Linked DNA regions of Homo sapiens: region 1 is linked to region 2. A link is a contact called in ENCODE Hi-C or POLR2A ChIA-PET data. All regions are on one chromosome and are shown on one strand. The core of a region is the stretch at or near the end of the contact, and the rest is flanking DNA. Distances in the headings are between cores, read along the strand shown. Region 1 overlaps LOC107985960 (a long non-coding RNA gene). Region 2 has its middle 68 kb from the start of DLX2-DT.

Evidence for each region. A loop is a pair of places that touch in the nucleus more often than their neighbours do. ChIA-PET counts read pairs that join two places held with the same protein, here RNA polymerase II (POLR2A). Pooled maps may share reads with other maps.
Region 1: a loop to region 2 is called in a map of PC-9, with 3 times the contacts of the local background. The contact joins two enhancer-like sites. A Hi-C loop is called at or near these places in 2 of 168 maps with a recorded cell type or tissue (PC-3 and PC-9) and 8 of 50 pooled maps. POLR2A ChIA-PET finds 5 or more read pairs at or near these places in 1 of 52 experiments (WTC11).

What each region holds. Positions count from the first base shown.
Region 1 is chr2:172,335,694-172,342,459 of GRCh38, reverse strand. All of the region lies in intron 4 of LOC107985960 (a long non-coding RNA gene), which reads right to left. Among named protein-coding and RNA genes, the nearest start is that of ITGA6, 89 kb to the left of the region's middle. Within about 2 kb of position 2,604, at least 4 of the 41 ENCODE cell types and tissues checked have a DNase peak (open chromatin) inside an H3K27ac peak, as active enhancers do.
Region 2 is chr2:172,167,128-172,174,359 of GRCh38, reverse strand. No RefSeq gene overlaps it. Among named protein-coding and RNA genes, the nearest start is that of DLX2-DT, 68 kb to the right of the region's middle. Within about 2 kb of position 1,764, at least 4 of the 41 ENCODE cell types and tissues checked have a DNase peak (open chromatin) inside an H3K27ac peak, as active enhancers do.

The sequences.
Region 1 (6,766 bases), core at 1,355-3,854, 170 kb before region 2:
GAGGAGGGAGAGGGAGGGAGCTCATGGAGTGGAGCCTAGGCCATTCCTGGGAGGTGCAGTCTGTGAGGGCTCCTTCCCTTAATCAGGTGAAAATGGACTTCAAGCCCTAATGGGAAAAGAAAGGAAGCACCAAGGGGAGGAGAAGGAAGCCGAGGCAGAAGGCAGGGAGCCCTGTGTCCTGGCAGAGGGCCACTCCTTTGCTGGGAGGTCCGTGGCCTCTGCTTCTCCCGAAGGTCACTGATCACTGTTGGCAGCATCCTCCTTTCCTCCCCTTCAGTGGTGCACACAGCTCCCACCAGATAAAAGGTCCAAGGAAGATGACCCTTTTATGAGGCATTGCAGGAATTTGTGATTTACAGGAAGGAGACACTGCTTGTAGGTTTGAGAACACAAACTCCAAAGAGATAGAATCGGCAGAATATATCCTTCTTTTCCTTGAGCTATAGCACTTCTAAGAGGTCTATTAAAATCTAAATTGGAAGATTCTCATAGCTTAGAATCCAAAACACAAACCAAAACAAAACAGCAGTAGAGAACCACAGTAGTTCATTGCCTAACCTAGCTTCCCCCACTCATTCACTCCAACTTTTCCAAGGATTTATTTCCATTACATTTAACTCCTAAGCTCTCATTCTTCATAATATATTTGTCCCGCATTGATTTTTACAAACCCACGTTCATGTTAATGTCAAGAAAAAAAAAATCAGCCAGGCGCACTAGCTCACGCCTGTAATCTCAGCACTCTGGGAGGCAGAGGTGGGTGGATCACGAGGTCAGGAGTTCGAGATCAGCCCGACCAACATGGTAAAACCCCATCTCTACTAAAAATACAAAAATTAGCTGGGCTTGGTGGCGTGTACCTGTAATCCCAGCTACTCAGGAGGCTGAGGCAGGAGAATCGCTTGAACCCAGGAAGCAGAGGTTGCAGTGAGTCGAGATTGCACCACTGCACTCCAGCCTGGGCAACAGAGCGAGACTCTGTCTCAAAAAAAAAAAAAAAAAAAAAGAAAGAAAGAAAGAAAAAAAGAAAAAAAATCCTTACAACCAGTAGGACATCAAAGGCAAGACTAGCTTTACTCCACGGGACAGTAGACATGGCACGAAAGCTGCTGCTGGGTTACAGGCTCAGGGTGTGTCACCAAGGGAGGGGAACAATGAGATTCAGCCGTTACTCACCACCTGAGTCCATTCCGCTTAGAACCCCAGCCAAAAGATAAACAGCAAGAGGGAAAAGAACTCTGTAAATATCCCCATGAGAACAATGAACAAAGTTCATGTATTTTATCTGCCTGTGTAAGCGTAGGCATAAAGCCCCAGCGGAGTCTTATTTTTCTCATTGTTCCAAGAGACAAGTCCTATACCCCCAAGAGAGGGGAACCCAGATCCCCTATTAATGAAGAGGTTGTAAGACAGCGAGGGTCAGTCTGCGTCCTCCAAGAAGTCGAAGCAATCAGATCAGGGAATTTAAAAAAGGAATCTTTTCTTCAAAGTCCTTACAGGGATCTTATCATGTAGTCCATGCAAGTGATTTAGAAAGTCCAAGTCTTATCATGGAACAGACAAAGCCAGTCTCCTGCTTTCCTCCCCTGACCTGTCCCCTTTCAGCTGTTTCTTATATTCTCCTTCAAATTTCTAAATAAAATGCTTGTGCTGCTATTGAGTTATCCAGTAGGGACATCAATAAGCTTCCCATTAGGCTAGGAGACTCTTTCTTACACTTTCCTCCATATTTTGCCTCCCTCTATTCTCTCGATATAGATAAATTATAATTTTTGGTTAAATCTATCCTCTGTGTTTCCATTATTAGATAATTGCTCAATGCTGAGGACAGGAGTGCACTATCATTTTACTTCCTTTGCCTTCTGGTGTGCAGGGTTGCTACTGAGAAATCCTGTGCCCTTCTACTTTCTGTTCCTCTGAACAGAACCTGTTTTATCCGTCTAGGGAAATGTTTACGGTCTTCTCTTCATTCACGGTTTCTGAAATTCCAAAGTGGTATAAGCTGGCATGGATCTTTTCAAATCCACAGGAAATATTCTGGTAATATTTCTTTGCCCATTCTTTCACTTTCATTTTCTTTATTTTGTCTTTCTGGAATTCCTCTTAGGTGAATGTTAGCCCTCCAGGACCAATCCTTTCATTTTCTTATCATGTCTTCCCTGTTGTCCATGTTTTTTTGTTCATTTGTTCATTTTTCTGGGAGTTTGTTGTTGTTGTTGTTGTGTGTGTGTGTGTGTGTGTTTTTTTTTTTAGGGCTTTTAAGACCTTTCTTTCTTGTCCTTTGATGATTTCTGAATTAAAGCATCCTGTTCTGGATTCACGGGTACAGCACCCTCTCTTATCTCCCTACCAATATCAAATAAGTTTTTGTATGTTTATAAAGGTTACTTCTGTTCCCTTTCATTGTTTGTTTCTCCTAAGTATTTTTTCCCATTTGAATGATTTTGATCTCTTTTATGTTGAAGTCTTTCCTCCAGAATCAGGTGGCCCTCGCATGCCCATTCTTATTGAAGACGAAGATCCAAAACTCTGATTCATGGGTTTGCTTTGAGACACGTGGGCAGGCTTGTGAGCTGGTGAATTTCACTGACAGAAACCTAATACTGAGGCAGCCTTTTCAGAGTAGGGCCCCAAATGGACTTTAGTCGGTCTTCTGTCTGCAGCTCAGTTCCCCCATGGCAGACAGAATCCCTGCTCTCTGGCTGGAGAGGATGCCTGCCTGGCTGCGAAAGAGGCAGGGGCTAGCTGGGGTCATCATCTCCATTCAATCATTGTCAGTGCTGACTTTCACTTTCCCCCAGTACCAGCTCCAAACCTCACTCCTGCCCTCCTCTGTGCTAATGTGGCTATGTTCATAGCCTTTTTGGTTCCACATCTCTAGAGAAAAACTTCCAGCCTTATGCAAGCAGGTGGCAGAGGAAGGGGAGGGAGAGGAATTGTGTGGTTGCCCAGTCGGGGAGAACACTTAGGGATCTAATTCCAGACTTCTAAGCAGCCCCCTGCATTCAGTTGCCAAACTCCTTCCTGCCTCCTGCAGCACTTGGTGCCCCAGAACCTCAACCTTTCTGAGGTTCTGCTGGGAGGAAAAGGGGTGGGTATGGCACACTCCTCCTTGGAATGCCCTCTGAAGACTAAACCAATCACCACCCCTCCACCTGCTTTCCATCTGTCTACACCATGGAGCCAATTCAAAATCTGTGTAGCTCCTCTTCCAGGGTATCTGGTTTTGTGCACTGGTACCCTTTTATTCCTCTACTAGAATTTTTAGTTGGTATCTGGTTTTGTGCACTAGTACCTTTTTATTCCTCTACTAGAATTTTTAGTTGGGGTTTTGGAAGGCAGAAGCTTAGGTCTGCCATGTTTAATCATAAGCTTTGTCCCACTATGTAGATTTCACACGTGCTCTCCAGAAATCTGCTTGCCTGTAGTCCATGGAGTCCACTGGATTTTCTGGGCTTATATAGGCGGATGGTTCTAACCTTGGATCTGCCAGGCACCAAATGTGTGGCCTTACGTTAACTGATTCACCTCCCTGGGCCTCATTTCTTCATGTAAAAATTGGGGATAAAGGAGGGCTCCTGTGCATTAAATTTTTTTTTGTAAATTATTAAATTATCATTAACAGAATTAAATTGCCTATTGTGTTAAAGATAATGTTCATGATAATAAGCAAGTGGGGTAGGCACACATTACCCCATTTTTCAAATGAATTCTACAAAAAAGGGGCCTAGTCTCTGTAAGGGGGCAGAAGATACTTGTTCGGTGCCTTGTGATTTAATTCTCCCTTTATTATGTTTCATCCTCCATGCGAAATTCAGATTTTCCATTAAATGGCTGATTCTCCCATTTGAAAAGTTAAATGTGGTGATTTGGGGTGGGGGGAAGTAAAAGAGTTCTATCTGGTTATTTATTTTTAGGAATACAGAAAGAAGGAAAACTAAGGTCCCTAACTGTGAAGAGGAGGTATTCTTGGGCCCTTGCCTTACCTTTATTTTAGATGATCTTTCTTTACTTAGATGATCAACCTCTCAGCATCCAATTTCAAAGGTATTTAAGTTTGTATTTTAAGTCAACAATTATTGGAGGAAGTTAAATGTTTTCCTGTAGTGTTTTGCCTCTTTGTAAACTAAATAAGGTTGTATGCATATTTTACCTGCTGAACATTGACCTCCATGAGGGCCTGGGATTGTCCCCATTTTTCTGTTGGCCACTGAATATAGCATAATGCCCAGCACATCCTACATCATAGCCCTTAGGAGCTACAGGAGATCTTAAAGTATATCTACTCCAGCCCCTTTGTTTTACAGACAATCTAGAAAAGCCCAAACAAGATGAAATTATTTGCCTGAGAACTCTGAGGAAGAGACTAAACCAAAACTTGACGTGGGCCTCTCAGCTCAGAATTAGTGCTTTCCACTATACCAGGCTGCCCAGAGTAGGTGTTTAGTAAGAATCTGGTGTTCTCAACACAGCCTAATCTTTCGTGTTCTCTCCATTATAGCCCAGCTTTTTCTTTTCTTTAAATGCTGATGGATTTAAAAAGCAAAACAAAACAGCAATAAGGCTTAACATAAACCTAATAGCTAATTACATCAAGAGAAAAGAAAGCTGGGACCTTACATAGTAGATGACTTAACTATGTACTCTAATATAATACATAATCAAAACTACTCTCTTTAGTAAACATATTTCCACTAATTTATTCTCCCATGAAGCAAGCCATAGGTGTGCATGTTTTCTACCTTGGATGCTGACTATGTTGTGTACCTTCAGAGTCTTTACTTCTTTAAACCTGACAAAACTGGCCCCAAGTGACCTCTGCTCTCTGATCTTAGTGCTGCCTTCATTAGGGTCACCTGAATGAGTTCAGATGGGCACAACTGACTTAATCAATAACAGGGAGTCATTTATTGTAGGATAGAGGAGTGTATCCTGGAACCTCAGGGCAGGAAGACCAGTCAGATGATCCCAAGGAGCTGAAAACCTAGAACCAGAAAGCCAGCAGGAGCCACGGGAGCTCCCTGCAGCCTCACTCCCGCCCCTCACACCCTCCCTCTTGGTGGGGCCCCGTGGTCTCTATCCCTGCCTGCATGTGCACTCCCTCTTTTTCTCTCGGCAGACCATCTTTCTTCCCTGGCCACCCACATGTCCTCCTCATCACTCGTGGGCTTACATTCCCTCCACTTCAGCAGTAAGTAGTGCCTGAGACTCCTATTTCTCAGCCTGAATTCCAAACTGGCAGGAGAAGGAACCCATTGCCACTGCTTAGACCAATATCCCCTTCTGCTCTAAGTAATCACAACTGTGGGACAGTTGCCCATCCAAACATGGTGGCCAGGCTGCTGACAACTGACCTAAGTCAATTTGGCTATTCACATCTGTCAGGTTCATTTTTGGCAGATAATGGCCATCTTCAATAGCTAGAGGTCTATAAAAGCCACAGTTCCCCTCCCCAATGACCTCACTGTGAGGTGTGTGAAAATGAAGGCAGATTTCATTCAGAATTCTGCCACACATACCAACATTTATGAATAAGCAGGCACAAAAACATATAAGCTCCAGCAGCAGAGTCAGTTCAAATTCCAGTGGCATTAGTGACTGAATCCTCTGCTATCTGTTGGGGCACAGAACACAACTAAGGCCCCTTCCACAACACCGCTGCAAAGGGGGTTAAGCTGGCCATCTCATTCTAATACCACATTAATGCAGGGCGAGAGGTGCCTTTACCTTTACAATATCTGTAGCCAACCCACATTTTGTCCATGAAAATCTCTTATGCTAATTAACAGACCATGTGAAGATTCAAGTGGTGGTCTTCAGCCATGTCTGGAGAGTGGACTCCAAGCAGAGCCCTGCAAATGTATTCACCATGCCCTGGAAGATAGGCTCCTAATTGGGATTTCAAAGATTAACCAACCCGCCCTGTGTTTAGATGAAAGCTCACACACACACACACACACACACCCCTGGATTGTGGTGGTAGGTTGGTTGTAAAACGGCCCTGTCAGATGAATAGGCTTCCTTTAAAGAGTGGTCTTGGAAGCCCCCATCCCTACTGCTTGGATGTCACTAGCCAGCCCTGCTAGCAAAGGCATCTTGGACTACTCAGGGGTCCTGTTAACAAGGAAAGTACAAACTGGTTGGGCAGCCAGCAGCTTCTTTTGTGCTAGCTGGGACTACAGGCGCCTGCCACCACACCCAGCTAATTTTTCTTGTATTTTTAGTAGAGACGGAGTTTCACCGTGTTAGCCAGGATGGTCTCGATCTCCTGACCTCATGATCTGCCTGCCTCAGCCTCCCAAAGTGCTGGGATTACAGGCATCAGCCACTGTGCCTGGTCCCGACTAGCACTTATTCTTGATCCCAAAAGCTTAATTCTGTTTTCCAGACCAGCATGAAAGTCATTTTTTTCTTGTCAAGGATCCTATGGAGCACCGACTGGTTTCTGTGAGGCTGACTGCACCTATCTGGAGACTGTTAGAAGATTATGTAACATCATTGCAGCTTGCTCTGTGCCAGGCGCTGTTTCATGTGTATTGCCCCAGCTAATCCTCACATAAACTCACAGGGCAGGCACTACTGTCCTCCACACCCTGCTGATAAGGAAACAGATTGAATGTAATCAGCACCTAACCCAGGAGGGTGGGGAGGCAGGATTTGACTCTTGGACACGTTTGAAATTATTCTTCAATTCTAAAATGCTGTGGCTGTTTAGAAAGGCTGTGATGTGTGTACTGGGTGTAACTGTGTCCCCCTTGCAAGTTAT
Region 2 (7,232 bases), core at 515-3,014:
AACTCAGGAGGCTGAGGCAGGAGAATCGCTTGAACCTGGGAGGCAGAGGTTGCAGTGAGCCGAGATCACGTCACTGCACTCCAGCCCAGGCGACAGAGCGAGACTCCGTCTCAAAAAAAAAAAAAAAGAAAAAAAAAAATCAGGTAGGGTAGAGGCCAGCATTAGAAGATGAAAACTGTAAGGAACTAAGGAACTAGAATTTTGACTTGCTTCTTTTACGTGCAAAAAGTATGAATTCTTTCAGAAATGGGGTCCTGGCATATTATAACCAGAGATTAACTGGTCATGTGCAAGAAGGATAAAAATCATTTGCAATCCAATAATCCAATAGAAATAGGAAAACGATGTGAACCATCTGCTCATAGAATTCAAGTAGCTCTTTTTTCATGTGGAAAAGAATAAATTGTACTCACAATTTAAAAGATGAAAACTAGAATGAAATTCTACTTTTAAAGCCTATTTGCTCACCTTGGCAAATATTTTAAAAGTGCGATAAACCTAGTGTGAACAACGAGGGAAATGGGGAGCAGTCACTGATGAGCGTATCAATAGGTACCACCTTTGGTGGTCAATTGGCAAAATCTATAAAATTTTAAATGCAAATATTTTTCAAGGAGACAATTCCACTTCTAGGAATGTATTCTATAGACATGGTTGCACACGTACTCAAAGATATACACACAGATGTTCACTGCAGAATTGTTTGTCATAGCAAAAGACTGGAAACAACCGCCATATCCTTCCATCGTGGCCGATAGAATAATTACGGGGTGCTGGTATAACATACAGAACACCAGGCAGCCATCTAAAAGAATGCCGTACACCCACACATGCTGATGTGAGGTCATCTCCAAGATACATGATAAAGGGGGAGCTGAGGCGGCAGGGCAGATGACCCAGTTTGGGGATGGGGACGCATTTGAAAGGAGATAGCCATATACTTGTGTTCTGGAAGGAATCAAAAGAAAATATTAGCAGTGGCTGCCTGCTCTGAAAGGGGAAGAGGCTTCTGTACTGTTTGAATTTTCTACCATGTGCACTTACTATTTTTTCCATTTTTAGTTAACTAAAAAAAAAAAAGAAAGAAATAGCCATTTAAAGCAAGGTAGAGGGGAGGGAGATTCATGGTACTCTGAGCTCTGCTGTCACAAGGAAAGAGAGTCCACATCCCACCCAAGCACTGAGCAACAATGGAAAGTCAAACGCTGGAGGAGGAAGCAAGGCCAAAAAAATATTTTTTTAATAAAATAAAAAAATTTATGTAGATATAAAGAAAATGATAGCAACGCAACGATAAAGGCATTGGAGTAGCACTTTCCACCAGCATATTGCTAGTCAGAATGAGTGCAGCCCGGCGCGAGGACCACCCGTTTCCGTGACCACGACTGGACCCCTCCCCAGCCCACTATCCTTGGGGTCCGCTCGTTCGTGCCGTCCGAGCCGTCTGTGGGGGCGACCCAGGCCCGGGCGCCTAACTCCCGGCAGCGGGGCGGCAGTTCGCGCTTCCCCAAGGGTGGTGCAGGTCAGCCCCGCAGGCGGGCAAGATCCTAGCCCCGGGACGTGCTGTCGTGTGTGCAAACTTCGCTGCGGTCTGAAAGAGCTGTCGGTCGGTCGGGGCCCCGGAGGCCCCCGGCACGGCTGCAGTTGCGCCCGGGGCTGAACGCGGCGTTGGCTGCAGCGCGCTCCCAAGCCGCCCCGCCCCGGCCCACATTCCTAAGGCCACAGTGCGACCCAGCGGGCCGCGGGGAAACTGCGCCGGACCACGGCCCGCCACCGCCCGAGCCCTCACCTGCAGCCTTCCAGGAAATGTGGCCGCGGGAGCAGCTTCCCTCCTCCTTCCTAAATGGAGAGGGCTGATCTGTTTGCCAAGACAATGTCTAAACCTGACCCTTCCCTCACGCTGTAGAAGAAAATCGAAGTGCTGGAAAGTTCCGGTGGAGGGACTTGGAGGGATAAAATTCAGAATTCCAGACATCTTGTAATTTATGAAGTCAAGGAAGGTCCGTTTCTACCTGAAGAATGACTCTAATGATTTAATAAAATCTATAGACACTAGGCTTATAAGCAGGCTCGACCAAAATGCCACCTGCTTTGTGACGTTGGCCTCTGGCTAAGTGGAAATGTCCCCTGGCTCGCTGGCTTTCGCGGCCATTGTAACAGTCTCTCAGCTCTTACCACGTTCCCTGTGAATTGAATCTGCATGTCATTCCCTTTAGCAGAACCTACAAGCTCCATGAAGCAGAGATCCTATCTTCCTCATCTGTCTTAGGAATAGGCACCAAGACAGAAAGAAACCCTGCAGCAGTTAAGAACAGGAAAGAAAAAAGCAGCAAAGTCACAACAGCAACACTCACTCGCCAATTTTATTTGTCACTTAACAAGTTTATTGGGCTGGGCGCGGTGACTCACATCTAAAATCCCAGCACTTTGGGAGGCTGAGGCCGGTGGATCACCTGAAATCAGGCGTTCGAGAGCAGCCTGGCCAACATAGTGAAACCCTGTCTCTACTAAAAATACAAAAATTAGCCGGGTGTGGTGGTGCGCGCCTGTAATTCCAGCTACTCGCGAGGCTGAGGCACAGGAATCATTTGAACCCGGGAGGCGGAGGTTGCAGTGAGTCAAGATGGCACCACTGCACTCCAGCCTGGGTGACAAAGTAAGAATCTGTCTTAAAAAAAAAAAAAAGTTTATTGAACACCAAATAACCATATATTATGGTGAACCTTGATCCAGTAGACCAGCATTTTTCAATGGATGCCCTCTGCACTTCAGTTTCAGGCCATATTAATACCATATAACTTGAACATCAGGGCACCCTGAACATATGGTGAGCCCACGTGTTGCAAGAGAAAAGTTCCTCAAAAAAAAAAGTTGCGGTTTTAGGAATTCTTTTAGCCAACTTGAAAACATAAATGTTTAGGATATATATGAGTTAAATGTCAGTGTATAGGATTGGATTTATTCATTTGGTTACACATAAAAGCTTAAATCACACATGTGAAATAACACATTGATTTTGAAATAATGCTTTTTTTCTACTCTGACATGTTATGAAGCAATTTTATTTAAACTCTTACCTGAGTTTTTCAATATCTTAGTCAGAAGAAGAGACGTATCTTAGGGCATCTAACACAGTCATTTTTATTTACAAACAATATTTTTTGAACCCATGTGTGAGCTACCACCGGACATTTAATACTAAGCCATAATTTGATAAATTCAGAGTTTTAAAAAATGTATCCTATAGGTATAGATTTGTGATCTCTTCAACATATTCACTAACTGTATTGCTTTTTTGTCATTGCTGATTTACACCAGCACCCAGTCAATAGTCACATGGGGAGGTCAGGCCCTGCATCAATCAGTAAGGGTCTAGCTACAGAGAATAAGGGTCTAGCTCCTGGCTAGTTTGAGCAAGAGATTTGTAACAGGGTGTCATATAACTTCCAGAATCACCGAACTGGAGGTAGTAGGGGAGAGTTTGGCAAGAAACAGACTCTAGACTGAGCTTCTAGTAATAATTCCAAAGTCACATCAGATAATTGGCCAGAGAACAAAAAGCCCCAAGCCAAATCTGGCTCTGCTGCTATGGCGGCCCCGTGTGAAATGATGCCACCTCTGCTACAATCAAGAAGCTGCCGGCCAAGCTTGCTGCTGCTGCATATCATATCTGCTACCAATCACAAACAAAAATGAATGCCACCTTCCAAAGCCAAGATTTATATAAGCAAGTGCATCTGAATGTCAGAACCTAAAGTACATCCAAAATTCTTACTGCAAGAAGGTCTAGAAAAGATTGTTTTTAGCTTTCCGGATTCTTCAGTATAAGAAGACAGATTCTTTTTTATGTATATAAAAAAGTAGACACTGGATCTCACTATGTTGTCCAGGATGGTCTCAAACTCCTGGCCTCAAGCAATCCTCCCACCTTGGCCTCACAAAGTGCTGGGATAACAGGCATGAGCCACAGCACCTGGCCTAAGACAATAGAAGAAAGTTAGAATACATGGTGAGTAAGGTAGTCCACAGCAACTGCCTCATACTCCCAATAATAGTTACTAATTTTGTGCTAAATGTATTTTTCCCCCTCTTTTTTTTTAACCAATTCCATCAGATAACCTTTATCATCAACTAAAACTAGTATTGATTGGTTTCAGTATTGTGCTTTTTCCATACAATACCTTAGTCATTTAAAAGTAAGTAATCCAGAAAATGCTCTGAAATATGAGACCTCGGAAGCCCTTGAATATTAGGATACTCCATCTTTTCTGAGAGATAATTTGGAAGAAAAAAACCCTTGCCTCATATTTGAGCATACACAGTAGTTTTTCCTTGAAAAGTTGTTGTTGTTTTTTTTTAATATCTTTATGGGCAAGGGTATCCATTGTATAGGGCTGCCTAACAAATTGCCTTAAAATGGATGGTTTAAAACAACAGAAATGTATTCCCTCAAAGTTCTGGAGGCCAGAAGTCTGAAATCAAGGTATCAGTAGGGCTCATTTCCTTCTAGGGGCCTGGCCTTCCAGCTTCTGGTGGCTAATATTTTATGGCTTCCTTGGCTTGTGGCCACACCATTCCAACCTCAGCCTCTGCCTTACTGTCTCTCTCTTCTGTGTCTGTCTTCTCCTCTTCTGTCTCAAATCTACCCCTGCCTTTCTCTTATATGAACACTTATCACTGGACTTAAAGCCCACTTGAATAATACAGGATGATCTCAAGATCCTTAACTTAATTACATATGCAAAGAATCTTTTACCAAATAAGGTAACAGCCACAGGTTCCAGGGATTTGACATGGGTGTTCTGAGGGGACCACCATTCAACCCACTACAGCAAGGAAGTTTAGGAAATGCTGGACTAAACAAATTAAATTGGTTTCTTTTCTACAGGATTTTGCAAAGCCTGTAACGTCCTAAATGTGCATTGTGAATCTCCAAGAGTGAGATACACTATACAGTGATTTTCAAAATTATTCAACCATGAAATCCTATTTGCAGAAGCAATATTCCACAGAACACACTCTGGCACAAACTTATAATTTACCTGCTGGGCAAGTCCTCAGAAAGAATGTCAATAAGTATCAGAGAAGCCAAAAATAAGTGACTAAACAGTTGAAGGTTCTCAAGGATTTGGCAAGAGTAACTATTCTAAGCCACAACCATGCAACACTGCTAAAGATAATCACAGCCATAAAGTCATAACATGAAGTAAAATATTTATGTCCAGTTACTACACTGCTTCCTGTATTTGTCCATTTTCAAGCTGCTGATAAAGACATACCCGAGACTGGGAAGAAAAGGAGGTTTAATAGGACTTACAGTTCCACATGACTGAGGAGGCCTCAGAATCATGGTGGGAGGTGAAACGCACTTCTTGCATGGCAGCGGCAAGACAAAAATGAGGAAGAAGCAAAAGCAGAAATCCCTGATATACCCAGCAGATTTCATGAGACTTATTCACTATCATGAGAATAGCATGGGGAAGACTGGCCCCCATGATTCAATTACCTCCCCCTGGGTCCCTCCCACAACATATGGGAATTCTGGGAGATACAATTCAAGTTGAGATTTGGGTGGGGACACAGCCAAACCATATCATTCCACCCCTGGCCCCTCTAAATCTCATATCCTCACATTTTAAAACCAATCATGTCTTCCCAACAGTCTCCCAAAGTCTTAATTCATTTCAGCATTAACCCAAAAGTCCACAGTCCAAAGTCTCATCTGAGACAAGGCAAGTCCCTTGCGCCTATGAGCCTGTAAAATCAAAAGCAAGCTAGTTACTTCCTAGATACAATGGGGGTACAGGTATTGGGTAAATACAGCCATTCCAAAATAGAAATTGGCCAAAACAAAGGTGTTACAGGGCCTATGCAAGTCTGAAATCCAGTGGGGTAGTCAAATTTTAAAGCTCCAAAATGATCTCCTTTGACTCCAGGTCTCACATCCAGGTCACGCTGATGCAAGAGGTGGGTTCCCATGGTCTTGGGCACCTCTGTCCCTGTGGCATTGCAGGATACAGCCTCTCTCCCAACTGCTTTCACGGGCTAGCATTGAGTGTCTGCAGCTTTTTCAGGTGCACGGTGCAAGCTGTCTGTGGATCTACCATTCTGGGTTCTGGAGGATGGTGGACCTCTTCAGCTCCAATAGGCAGTGCCCCAGTAGGGACTCTGTGTGGAGGTTCCAACCCCACATTTCCCTTCCACACTGCCCTAGCAGAGGTTCTCCATGAGGGCCTCACCCCTGCAGCAAACTTTTGCCTGGACAGCCAGGCATTTCCATACATCTTCTGAAATCTAGGTGGAGGTTCCCAAACCTCAATTCTTGACTTCTGTGTACCCACAGACTCAACACCACATGGAAGCTGCCAAGGCTTGGGGCTTCCACCCTCTGAAGCCACAGCATGAGCTCTACATTGGCCCCTTTCAGCCATGGCTGGAGCAGCTGGGACACAGGGCACCAAGTCTATAGGCTGCACACAGCACAGGGACCCTGGGCCCGGCCTATGAAACCATTTTTTTTTTACCTCCTGGGCCTCCAGACCTGTGATGGGAGGGACTGCCGTGAAGGTCTCAGCCTGGAGACATTTTCCCCGTGGTCTTGGGGATTAACATCAGGCTCCCTGCTACTTGTGCAAATTTCTGCCACAGGCTTGAATTTCTCCCCAGAAAATGGGTTTTTCTTTTCTATCACATAGTCAGGCTGCAAATTTTCCAAACTTTTATGCTCTGCTTCCCTTATAAAACTGAATGTCTTTAACAGTACCCAACTCACCTCTTGAATGCTTTGCTGCTTAGAAATGGCTTCTGCCAGATACCCTAAATCATCTTTCTCAAGTTCAAAGTTCCACAAATCTCTAGGGCGGGGCAAATGCTGCCAGTCTCTTTGCTAAAACATAACAAGAGTCACCTTTACTCCAGCTCCCAACAAGTTCCTCATCTCCATCTGAGAACACCTCATCCTGGACCTTATTGTCCATATCGCTATCAGCATTTTGGGCAAAGACATTCATTCAGCAAGTCTCTAGGAAGTTCCAAACTTTCCAACATTTTCCTGTCTTTTTCTGAGTCCTCAAAACTGTTCCAACCTTTGCCTGTTACCCAGTTCCAAAGTCACTTCCACATTTTCAGGTATCTTTTCAGCAACACCCCACTCTACCGGTACTAATTTACTGTATTATTCCACTTTCACATTACTGATAAAGACATATCTGGGACTGGGAAGAAAAAGAGGT